Regions from separate parts of the Homo sapiens genome. Here regions 2 and 3 are each linked to region 1. Evidence: read pairs that join two places in POLR2A ChIA-PET (ENCODE). Cell type or tissue: MCF 10A. All regions are shown on one strand. Region 1 has its middle 88 kb from the start of RHOU. Region 2 has its middle 38 kb from the start of LINC02815. Region 3 has its middle 11 kb from the start of TMEM78.

Evidence for each region. ChIA-PET counts read pairs that join two places held together with the same protein. Peaks named below come from ENCODE experiments on the same cell type or tissue, not always from the same donor. Only the 100,000 strongest peaks of a DNase experiment are listed, where the experiment ranks them.
Region 2: POLR2A ChIA-PET joins it to region 1 with 5 read pairs; 2 of 35 experiments call an interaction of 5 or more read pairs at or near these places.
Region 3: POLR2A ChIA-PET joins it to region 1 with 7 read pairs; 1 of 35 experiments calls an interaction of 5 or more read pairs at or near these places.

Annotation. Positions count from the first base shown.
Region 1 is chr1:228,645,504-228,649,503 of GRCh38, reverse strand. It overlaps a transcript of RHOU not described here, the pseudogene DUSP5P1, RNA5S17 and the pseudogene RNA5SP18. Among named protein-coding and RNA genes, the nearest start is that of RHOU, 88 kb to the left of the region's middle. In MCF 10A, a CTCF peak has its summit at 2,475; DNase peaks (open chromatin) are centred at 1,343, 1,763 and 2,493.
Region 2 is chr1:229,190,444-229,194,443 of GRCh38, reverse strand. No RefSeq gene overlaps it. Among named protein-coding and RNA genes, the nearest start is that of LINC02815, 38 kb to the right of the region's middle. In MCF 10A, no CTCF peak of the experiment used is centred here; DNase peaks (open chromatin) are centred at 2,233 and 3,233.
Region 3 is chr1:229,236,512-229,240,511 of GRCh38, reverse strand. No RefSeq gene overlaps it. Among named protein-coding and RNA genes, the nearest start is that of TMEM78, 11 kb to the left of the region's middle. In MCF 10A, no CTCF peak of the experiment used is centred here; a DNase peak (open chromatin) is centred at 1,641.

The sequences.
Region 1 (4,000 bases):
ACCCTTTTAAGCGCTGTTTTGTCAAGTAATCAAAAACCTAATAAAAACAAGCAACAGGAACCACAGATAATTATCCTGATAAAATGTAAAATCTTTGTTTCTTAGACCAGTTATCAAAAAGGTAAAGAAATATCTCCAGCAATATGATTGCTTCAGCCTCCAGAAAGCACATTTAGAGAACCTGGAAGTCAAACCTGACGAAAAGGTACTTGAATTCAATAAGACAAAGGAAGAGTGTGTGCCCAAAATTAGTAATGTTTGCCATATTATAGAGGAATGTAAACAGGTACTCTAGTACCTTGAACAGGGTAATACATGGCTTTTAGAAAAAGTAAAAGCTGGTGGGCACAGTGGCTCACACCTGTAAACCTAGTATTTTAAGAGGCCGAGGCAGGCAGATCACCCGAGGTCTGGAGTTTGAGACAGGACTGGCCAACGTGCAGAAACCATGTCACTGCTAAAAATACAAAAACTAGCCAGGCGAGGTTGGTGCGCGCCTTTAGTACAAGGTACTCGGGAGGCTGAGGCGAGAGAATGGCTTTAACCCAGAAGAGGAGGTTGCGGTGAGCCGAGATCGAACACTGCACTCCAGCCTGGCCAACAGAGCGAGAATCCGTCAGAAAGAAAGAAAGAAAGAAAGAAAGAGAGAGAGGAAGAGAAAGAAAGAGAGAAAAAACAAATTTCAGACTATATGAAAAGCAATAATTCATTAAATAGGAAGAAACAGATCTCTAGTAGAAGTAATAGATTATAATGTGACTCTGTCTCAAAAATAAAAATTTTAAAAAAAAGAAAAAGTAAAAGCATGTGAAATTGCCGGCTCACATGAAACAATTCAGGTATGTCAAGAAAAACCGAGTTCAGAATCAAATTATTCTGAAAGAAAATATTCAACTGTAAAGCTGCAGTTCAGAACATGGTTGAAATTTTAAAGAAACGGCTCTGGGTGGGTGAAGCAAGAGAGGGTCTTGCAAGAGGGGCAGCAAGGGATCCAAAACAATCCCCCCGCCGCAAGGCAAAAGACCAGAGAAGATCCCAGGACTGTGGGCCCTGGGCGTTGACACCTCAGAGCACACCAAGTCCGGAGCGGCCCAAAGTCATGGAAGCTCTGGAGCTCCGGAGCCGGGGAAGGCCTGGAGAGTCGGCGGAATGGAGGCTGCCCGGAGATCCCAGAGCTTGGGCAGGGGAAAAGGCCTCTGGCACTCCCGCGAGGAAACAGGGTGGCGCCGCGGAGGTCCAGCGAGTGGCCTAGGCGCAAGCAATCACGGAAGGCTCTAAGAGGCCAACAGAAGGCGCAAGGCGGCGGGCAACGGTGCTTGGGCGTAGACACGGAGAGCAACCCAGCCAGACCTCCGGCGAGCGGCTCCCGGGTCCCGATAAGATCCCCATGGCACTGGATTAGAGGTGGCGCATGGAGTCGGACGGGCGTGGCTGAGCCGCGCCTTTGGGGCAGACAGGCTGCACTACCGGCGTCTAAGGCCATACCACCCCGAAGGCGTCCGGTCTCCTCTGATCTCGTGAAGATAAGCAGGGTCTGGGCCAGACCGCTACTTAGATGAAACGCCACTTGAGAAAACCAGGAGACGCAGGCTTGTTTAGACTTCAAGTTCCTCCCTCTTTACCGTTTGGTCGCCGTACTTCTCAACCGCACCGTAAATCTGCTCCCTCTTTTCACACGCCCAAGCCCACACAACAGCCCGGGACCGCTTAGTGTGGGCTAACCTGCAGCACAGCCAGGCAACAACATCACAACTATTCAGGATGGGCGGCGCAACACGATGAAACCGGATCCAGCAGAAACACCACGCCTCAGATCACTAAGGTGCAGGCCAGGATTCCCTGCCGTTCGCGGTGCCTTCCCGCTCCCGGATCCACCAGGCAATTCAATTCACTCATCCGGCGCAGTCGCAACCTTATAAACCGGGGGAAGGGGCGGGCAGGGGCAGCGGGTACCACAGACGCCAGCCAAGATCTCCGCTCCAGAACGCATGGACTGCTTTACCCGGGAGGAAGGACATTGCTTCGCCAACCACCAGGAAAACAGTCCCTGTGCACCCGGATTCCTATTGCCCCGCACTTCGTGTCAACTCCAGTACCGAGGACACGCCAGAGACCCAGGCCTCCGGACGCGCCCGGTACCACGGCTCCCGCCAAAAGGGCGGGCGCACTCTGCAAATCTCGGGGCCCACTGCACCGCACCAAGAGCACAGTGAGGTACCAAGAGCACAGTGAGGTGCCAAGAAAGAATGGAGCCTACGAAACCCACCTCCAAAGCAAGCAATTCATCCAAGAAAAAACCCGTCTCAGCGCTCCGTTGGTCCTCTCGCACGGGCCGCCTGGCCGCCCTGCTCAGGCACAGCTCAAACCCCTCCACCCTATTCCGGACTGCTCAAAAGGGGGCTGCCTACCGAAGTAGGGTGCTTCCTCTCTAAGGCTCAAACGTTCTCGCTCTCTAGCTCCCTCCTCCTCACTCTTCTGGGTTTCCCCCTGGACCTCGCGTTATTTCTCTAGCCTTCCCTCTGTACCTCTGTACTTCTCCCTTTCTCTGTCCCTCTTAGCCTCTCTCTCTTTACCTCTCCACCTCTCCGGTCTCTCTCGATCGCTGTCTCTCTCCCTCCCTCGGTTTCTATCTCTCCATCCATCTTCTCCTTGCTCTCCTTCAAGCCGTGTGTGTCTGTGTTTCACCGTGTGTGTGTGTGCGTGCGTCTGCGCACCCGTGCTCGCGTGCGGGTTCCGGAACGAGAACGAACGGGTGTGTCTGTGTGTGGGGGAGTGGATTTGCTCCTGGTGGCGGTGGGGTGTGTCTGGGTTTCTCTCAGGCCCTCTCACCCGAGATCAGGCCGCCGCCTCTAGTGCCAGCCCGGGGCAAAACAGGGCCACCCCCCGACCCGCTACACCCCACGCCCTCTTGCCCCCCCGGCCGGGTCTTGGTCGGGACAAGCGACCGTGGTGGGGGCGTTGTGAGAGAAAGGCCCCGCGCGGCTGGGCCGGCTGTTCGCCTTCGGCCAGCCCTGACGGCTCTGGGTGGGTGGGGCAAGAGGGGGCCTCGCAGGAGCCCCTGTGCGGCGAGGGATCCAAAACGCTGCCTCCGCGACAGGGCGGAGGACCGGAGGGCGTCCCAGGATCGTGGGCCCTGGGCCCTGACGCCTCGGAGCACTCCCTGCTCCGAGCGGGCCCGATGTGGTGGAAGCTCGGGAGCGCGGGAGCCGGGGGAAGGCCGCGGGCCAGCGGCTCGGGGGTCCCCGATCCGAGCCCCGCGGCCCCGGGCTGGCGGTGTCGGCTGCAATCCGGCGGGCACGGCCGGGCCGGGCTGGGCTCTTGGGGCAGCCAGGCGCCTCCTTCAGCGTCTACGGCCATACCACCCTGAACGCGCCCGATCTCGTCTGATCTCGGAAGCTAAGCAGGGTCGGGCCTGGTTAGTACTTGGATGGGAGACCGCCTGGGAATACCGGGTGCTGTAGGCTTTTTCTTTGGCTTTTTGCTGTTTCTTTCCTTTTCTTCCAGACGGAGTCTCGCCCTGTCGCCCAGGCTGGAGTGCAGTGGCGCCATCTCGGCTCACTGCAAGCTCCGCCTCCCGGGTTCACGCCATTCCCCGGCCTCAGCCTCCCGAGTAGCTGGGCCTACAGGCGCCCGCCACCACGCCCGGCTACTTTGTTCTATTTTTCCTAGAGACGGGCTTTCACCCTGTTAGCCGGGATGGTCTGGAGCTCCTGACCTCGTGATCCACCCGCCTCGGCCTCCCAGAGTGCTGGGATTACAGGCGCGAGCCACCGCGCCCGCCCGGCCTGCTGTAGGCTTTTGTGGCTTCCCCGCTGCCTCCCTTCCCCCCACAGTCGCCATGCTTCCCAACCTCCCCTGACTCTGCTCCCCCTTTACCGCCCACCTACACCCCCGCCGCAGCCGCAGCCGGGGTCCTCCTGCTGGGGGTCCGCCCCTACTGCACGCCGGCCCGGCAGCAGCATCCCACCGCTTCCGCCTCGCCGCCGCCCCGCCAGGAGCC
Region 2 (4,000 bases), 540 kb before region 1:
CCCAAAGTGTTGGGATTACAGGCATGAGTCCCAGTGCCCGGCCGAGATCTTTTTTTTTTTTTTTTTTTTTTTTTTAAATAAAACTAACCACATTGGTGACATTCGGCAGCACTTGTTGCATTGTGGTCAACTTGTATGCCACAGTAACTTTTCTGCAAATGAATTTCAAGGGAGGAGTTTATTTGTAAACCTAATCCCATAATTTCTTGTACTTAAAGAAGAAAGTTCGAGTGAAAGCAGCAACTCCCTCTGTGGCTGCACCTTGCAGTCTTCTTGTGAGGCACTATTTTTATTCAAATTGTTATTTAATGTTGAGTGCATCTTCTCCGGGGCATCTTTTAGTGGTTCACAAAAAAGGAGATTTTAAGATATATTTCTGCCGGGCGCGGTGGCTCCCGCCTGTAATCCCAGCACTTTGGGAGGCCAAGGCGGGCAGATCACGAGGTCAGGGGATCGAGACCATCCTGGCTAAAATGGTGAAACCCCGTCTCTACTAAAGCTACAAAAAATTAGCTGGGCGTGGTGGCGGACGCCTGTAGTCCCAGCTACTTGGGAGGCTGAGGCAGGAGAATGGCGTGAACCCGGGAGGCAGAGCTTGCAGTGAGCCGAGATTGCGCCACTGCACTCCAGCCTGAGGAACAAAGCGAGACTCCGTCTCAAAAAAAAAAAAAAAAGATATATTTCACCATCGGCCGGGCGCAGTGGCTCATGCCTGTAATCCCAGCACTTTGGGAGGCCGAAGCGGGTGGATCACTTGAGGTCAGGAGTTCAAGACCAGCCTGGCCAACATGGTGAAACCCCATCTCTACTAAAAATGCAGAACGAAAAAGCTATATTTCACCATCCATACAGAACCTAACAAATGCTATAAGCCTAGACCTGTTGGGGACATCCTTACTTTCCTCTTGTATAATAAACCTCTCTGGCTACACAACGTATTCTAATGCTTGCTTCTTCAAATGCTCACCAACATTTGAACATGTGTCTTTCAATAGTAGCTATTAACAAAGGATTACATTTTAGTCTGTTGCTAAGTTGTTTTTCGTATTTTATTTCAGCCATTTTTTTTTTCTCTAGCAAGGAAATCTAATTCCCTAGTAGGGAAAAAATTGTGCATTTCCCAAATGTTAAGTGATGTTTTTAGTCTACTGTTATGAAGTGAGAAGATGTGAAAGAAGTTTTTAAATTTGTTGTTAAGTGCAGTGAGCTTTCAAAGTGGTGGATTAATTAAACATTTCCTCACTTTAACCATTGCTGAAGAACCTGTAAAGGTCTGTCCTTTTATGCATGTTCTCGTTTAGCCTGTCAATGTCTGGATGGTTTATGCTATCATTAGCCACTGTCACGGCACAACACACACATAAGAGAGATTGATAGTGGCTATAAATCCAGTCTTTACATCTTCTTGATGGTTTCAGTGTTTGTGGCTGAATGTTCGCCTGGTCTGATTCGATTGCCATTGTTTTATCTGTTATCATGGCTGTTGAAGAGCTTGTGTCAGGAGTAGGGAAAAGGCCACCATTGCTCCTTTCTGCTGGATCAGCTGGCTTTCTTGGTTAACTTTATTTTCCCTCTGCAGTTTCTTTGCAGGAATCTTTTATGCCTGTTTTGTAAGCATGAATCTGGTTAAAACTAGACAGTCTAAATGGACACAGGTAACTGCCTCACACAGCAGCAGTGGAAGGAGTGAAGGAGTGAAAAAATGAGAGCCACAGGCCACCACCATCCAGACCCCCAGGATAGCTGTGCATGGCGCCCAACCTGGGGGCCATGCACAGCTGATGTGTAGAGAAAGGAAGAGCAGCAGCAGTCACACAGGAAACAGCTAGAACTTAATTTCTTCACTAGGTAGGATTGAATTTCTAAGATCTCTTTCCATCTCCAGTAGATTGTCATGACTAGTTCTGAGGGACTTGTTTGGAGACCAATTCCTCTAAAAATTAGACCAAAGTACCTGTTTAGGACAAAGATAGAAAACATGTCTGATTTATGTATATATATTATATATATATTAAAGGCATATGGGTGTAGCCCTGTATGACAGATGCATTATTTAATAGTTTAATTGGAAACTTACTTTTTAAAAAACAAAATAGTCTAAAGAGATAAGGAAACATTGTGGTTTAAAGAGACGCTATGATAGATGACACCATTGTGTAAAAAAAAAAAAAAAGATCATTTCCTAATCATTGTGTTTCATAATTGTGGACACTTTTTTTGACTCAGACATGACATGGAGGGCTGAGTTAATCATACTTCTTGGCTCAGGGCACATTAATCATCATTGTTCTGCACAAGATTCCACCCTGGTTTCTAATTTTAATTTATTCATTCCTTTTTAGAGGTGTTTCCACTCTCATTTTCTTTCCTTCATGGGCAACCATTCCTCATGTTGGATCTATGTCTGTATCCATCTTTTCATTTGTAAACAAACATTTAGTTTAAAAACAATATAGTTTATGCATAAACTTTACATCAGTACAAATATTGATATAGTTTATAGGCCAGGATCGGTGGCTCACACCTGTAATCTCAGTACTTGGAGAAGCTGAGGAGGGAGGATCGCTTGAAGCCAGGAGTTTGAGACCAGCCTGGGCAACACAGCAAGATACTATCTCTAAAAAAATCTTTTAAAAATTAGCCAGGCATGGTGGCATGTGGCTGTAGTTCCAAGTACTTGGGGAGGTTGAGGTGGGAGGATCACTTTAGCCCAGGAAGTCAAGGCTGCAGTGAACCATGATTGTACTTTAGCCTGGGAGACGGAGCAAGACCCTAGCTCAAAAAAAAAAAAAAAGACAATAAATATATTTTATAAAACACATACTGTGATTTTGTGTGTGTGCTTTTCAATTTACATAAATAGTAATGTGCTATAGATGTAATTCTGTTTCCTTTTTTACTCAGCACAATGTTTCTCTGTCTGTGTTTTTGTGTGTACACCCAGTGTGTGGTTTCACACCACTGCATAGGATTCCACAGTGAGTACCCACCACATGGTATACGTTGCTTCACCTAGAAACAGGTATCTAGGTCCCCCTCAACTCCCCAGTACCAGGACCAAACTGGGATGAGAACATTCACACATTCATTCCCCTCTAGGACATCTGTGAGAACTTCCCTGGAAGATTTACATATATATCCAGCTCCTGAATACCTGCATACATAAATATACATATGAATGAGCTGGATTGCTGAGTCATGAAGTATGAGTATACCCAGATGGAATAACAACCACCAAGTTGCTCCCCAGAGTGGCTGCACCCGTCCACTCCATCCCTGCCCCAGCAATGCAATTAGCCTCCTGGAGCCTCATGCCCAGCTTTTGACTTGTTGCCAATCTCGTAGGTGTAATGTGATGTTTTGTTGTTTTATTTTTATTTTTCTGATAATAATGAGTTTAAATTTCTCTTCTGAAGGCTTGTCAGCAGTCCTTTGTATCTCCTCTCCTGTAAATTGCCTGTTCATACACTTGGCACCCTTTTTTTTCTATTGGGCTTCTCTGTTTTACGCTGTTGATTTACAGAAGTTCTTTGTACATTCTAAATTTGTGTCCTTCTTTGTTTTGGATATAGCACATATCTTGTCCCAATCTGTCACCACTCTGTGGCATGGCCCTGTAGGTCAGTGGTTCAGAACTTGGCTCTAAAGACCTGAGTTTGAATTCTGGCTGTGCCTGTTACCTATGGGACCCTAGGCAGATTAACCTCTGTGCATCTCAGCACCTTATGGTACCCACCTCATGGGGTTGCTAAGAATATTGAATCGGTTGATATTTTAAAGCACCCAGGAACACATAGTAAAGCTTGATGCATAGTATATATGAATGTTTGTTAAATAAGTACAAAATATTAACTCTGTCCTGGGGTTCTTGGTTGAAAAGAACTGCTAAATTCCAATGTTATTAATCAGTATTTAATTTCTGTTTCATTCTGTTTTGGGGATTCTTTTTAAGTTGTTCCTCTTCACTCCTAAGTCACAAAGTTATTCTCTTACATCATCT
Region 3 (4,000 bases), 590 kb before region 1:
GTACTGAAAGCTGTGTAAAGGCAATTCTCAATTACCTGTATGTTAGGTGCTGAAAGTGTCTAATTAAGCCAACTGTTTGGATCCTGGAATGTACTCTCCTAGAAACAATTGCGGTCAGGTCTCACCCAGCTCACATATACCTATTTAACCCACAGTGGACTGAAGTATTAATACTGTAGGTTAGCACCTGACGAGCATATGGAGGGAACATCATGGGTTCAGAGATATTGGTAAGATCTCATTGATAGAAACAGGAGGCAGAGAAATTCTAAGCAGACAGGGATGGGTCCCAGGTGAAACCCCACCTTCAAGCCAAAGTAGCCTGAAACCCACAGCCCAAAGTGATAACTTTTTTTTTTTTTTTTTTTTTTTTTGAGGCAGTCTCGTACTGTTTCCCAGGCTGGAGTGCAATGGCACCACCTCCGCTCACTGCAACCTCTGCCTCCTGGGTTCAAGCGATTCTCCTGTCTCAGCCTCCTAAATAGCTGGGACTACAGGTGTGCCCCATCAAGCCTGGCTAATTTTTGTATTTTTAGTAGAGATGAGGTTTCACCATGTTGGCCAGGCTCATCTCAAACAGCTGACCTCAGGTGATCCACCCACTTTGGTTTCCCAAAGTGCTGGGATTATCGGCATAAGCCACTGTGCCCAGCCCAAAGTGAGAACTATTCTCATTTGCCCACTCTCTCCTGATTGGTTCTTTATGAATAATGTCTTTTTACCAGTTGAATGTTGCCTTTTCCAAAACTACCTACGGCCCACCCCACTCCCATCCTGTGCCTATAAAGACTCCAGACTCAGTTGGTAGAGACAGATGGCTGAACTTTGGGGGAGATGGCCAGACTTCAAGAGAGACGGCTTGACTTTGGAGAGAGATGGCTTGAATTCTGGGAAGAGACAATCTGACTTTGTGGAAGGTGACCTGCCCTTCCCATCCCTTTTCCAGCTCCCCTCTCCACTGAGAGTCGTTTTCATTGCTTAATAAAATTCTCCGCCTTCACCATCCTTCAGTTCATCCATGTGATCTCATTCTTCTTGGACACCAGACAAGAGCTTGGGACCCACCAAGTGTGGGTACCCAGAAAGTCCATCACACTGGCCCTTTGCCCTTGCTGGTGAAGAGCAGCTGCCCCGTGTGGCAAGACAAATGGCCAACTGAGCTGCTAACACATAACTGTCTGCAGATGGGGGAACTAAGAGAGCACTGTAACACTCCCTCTGGGGTTTTGGGGTTGTGGGTGCCCCCACCTAGGCGCTGCCACAGGCCCCACATGGAGCTTGCTCCTGCTGGCACCCAGAGCAGCCAGCTGGATCCCACACTCATTTACTCATGCCTGGTCTGGCCATGGGCCCTGCATGGAGCTTGCTCCTGCTAGTGCCTGGAGCGGCCAGCTGGATCCTGCACTTGCTTGCTCATGTGCTCCCTCTTGCAAGGGGCTGAGTACAGTGGGCCAAGTAGATGGGGATCCACCATTGTGAGTCCCACAAAGGGGCCAAGAAAAATCCTGCATCATGATCCCACCTGCCTGGGAGAAGCATCAGAAACTCCATTTGCTCCCTGTCTCTTCCTTCAGAGACTTTCAAGACTTGTGGCTTTCAAGGTCTGAGAATCCCAGGGCAGGGCGCTCGGGAGGAGGAAGGGCTGGCTCTGGGCCTGAGGGATGTTGGGGAGGAGCTTAGCTTGGGACAGTGTCCTGCCCGGGCAACTACCAAGCTGCATCCAGTTCTCAGTTTGCTCCTTTGTGTTATTAAATATAATAATGTTTATTCTTTTTCTTAATCCAGCAGTAATGAGTATTCATTTTTGAAAACTTAGAAAACATAGATAAGCAGAAGGAAGAAAATTTAAATATCCCATATTCCCACCAGTTTGGTAATATAGGCTTCCAGTGTTTTTCTATCATTAAACAAAAATTATGAGAGGCCATTGTCTTAGACTGAGTTCCTGCACTAGGCTCCAATAGACCAGACCAAATCAAAATGAAGTTGCTCATGCTAAATGCCACATAATCAGACTAAAACTTTAAAGAAGCAGATAGATTTCCAAAACAGACCAAGTTTTCCTGCAAACAGGAGATTCCAGCCTTCCTGAGTCAGCAGTATATAAGGAAGTCCCCTCTGCTTTAACCCTTATTACAAAAGCAACCTGAAGTAACCTGATGTTAACTAATCAGTTTTTTCCTACTGTTCTATTCCTTGTTTCTACCTTACAAAACCCACGGTTCTGCCATTGCCTGGTGGAAGCTCTCATTCTATTTTGTAGAATGGAGGCTGCCCTGATTCATCGCCAATAAAAGTCAATGAGATCTATAACAAAATTTGTTGTAATTCTGTCTTTGACATTACACATATGTGTGCACATGTACAGTACCTATATATTCACACACTTTGCATATTGTTTATAATTTGTTCTTCATTAAACAATGGGTTGTGAACATTTTTCATGCCATTAAATACTTTTTTTTTTTTTTTTTTTACAGCATTTCAGAATGGATGGGTATATCATACCTTATTTAACCAGCATCCTATTGTTGGACTGTTAGGTTTTTCTATCAAAAATAACCCTGTGATGAGCCTCTTGAAATTGCTGTCTTTGCATGGATCCACTATATTTCCTTTGGATAATTCCAAAAACGAACAATGGGTGTGTGTGAGTTAAAGCGTTTAACTTATTTCCAAAGTAACTTCCATCCCCGTGTGTGAGAAGGCTCACCTGCGCCTTTCCACCACTGGCTGTTAAAAAATTTTGAAACTCTTTGCCAGACTGATAAATGAAAAATGTTATTGAGCTGTGTTTTTTTTTTTTTTCTGTATTGGTGAGCTTGGACATTTGTATATGTTTATTCACTCTTTTGTGAATTGGCTGCTTCCTTTCTTAAGTCACAGCACTTAACAATCCCTGGATTGTTTTGGCCATTCAAAACCAAAGTGAATGGATCCAGGTTTTATTACTCTTTGAAAGGTAAACACCTCGCTCCAGGCAGATAAACCTGCAGAGACCTTCCCAGGGCAATTAATTCTCTAACCCTCAAGGTTTGTCCATCCTTTGACCCAGCTGCCCGAATGTGCAGAGTCCCTAACATATTTCCTTGTCACATCCAGTGGGGACCAAGGAATCTCACCTGTTTGGAACTGTGAGCTTTTAGGTAATAGGAACAAGAAATAAAATTGGTCAGAAAACAATAGGAAATCATGGAAGGCTTTAAAAGCCAAGAGACCGAAAATATCTACCTATGGTTAACAGGTAATTGACTTATTTTGGTTTTTGACTATTGTAAATACACTTGGTGTGAATGCGCAGGTGTGTGTCCTTCCGTGGACACATGCATTCATTTTGTTTTGAGTATTTACCTAGGGGTGGGATTATTGGGTCAGAGTATAGGTGTATGTTTAGTTTGAGTAGGTAACGTCAAATAGTTTCTCAAGGAAACAACAAAAAAATTTACACTCCAATCAGCGGTGTATCACAGCTCCAGTTGCTTTAAACTCCACTGACATATGGTATTTCTGTCCTCTAATTTTAGTTTTTCTGTTAGGTTTTATATTTCTTTTAATAAGTTAATATGATTTTAGATTTTATATTTCTTTTAATAAGCTAATTTGACACCACATATAATATTAATGTTGCTTTTCCATTTTCATTTTGTTTAGTTTTAAAAATATGTCTTTTTATATCTTCTCTTACTGATCTATAGATAATACATTTTATAGAACTATTCTACTTTCAAGATTTTATACAACACTTTCTAATAAAAAAACTCTGGGTATATTCCTTTTATAATTATTTTTTAACCTTTTTTTTTTTTTGTTTTGAGAAGGAGTCTCACTCTTTCCTCCAAGCTGGAGTGCAGTGGTGCGATCTCAGCTCACTGCAACCTCCGCCTCCCCAATTCAAGCGATTCTCCCGCCTTAGCCTCCTGAGTAGCTGGAACTACAGGCATGCACCACCACGTCCAGCTAATTTTTGTATTTGTAGTAGAGCCAGGGTTTCACCATGTTG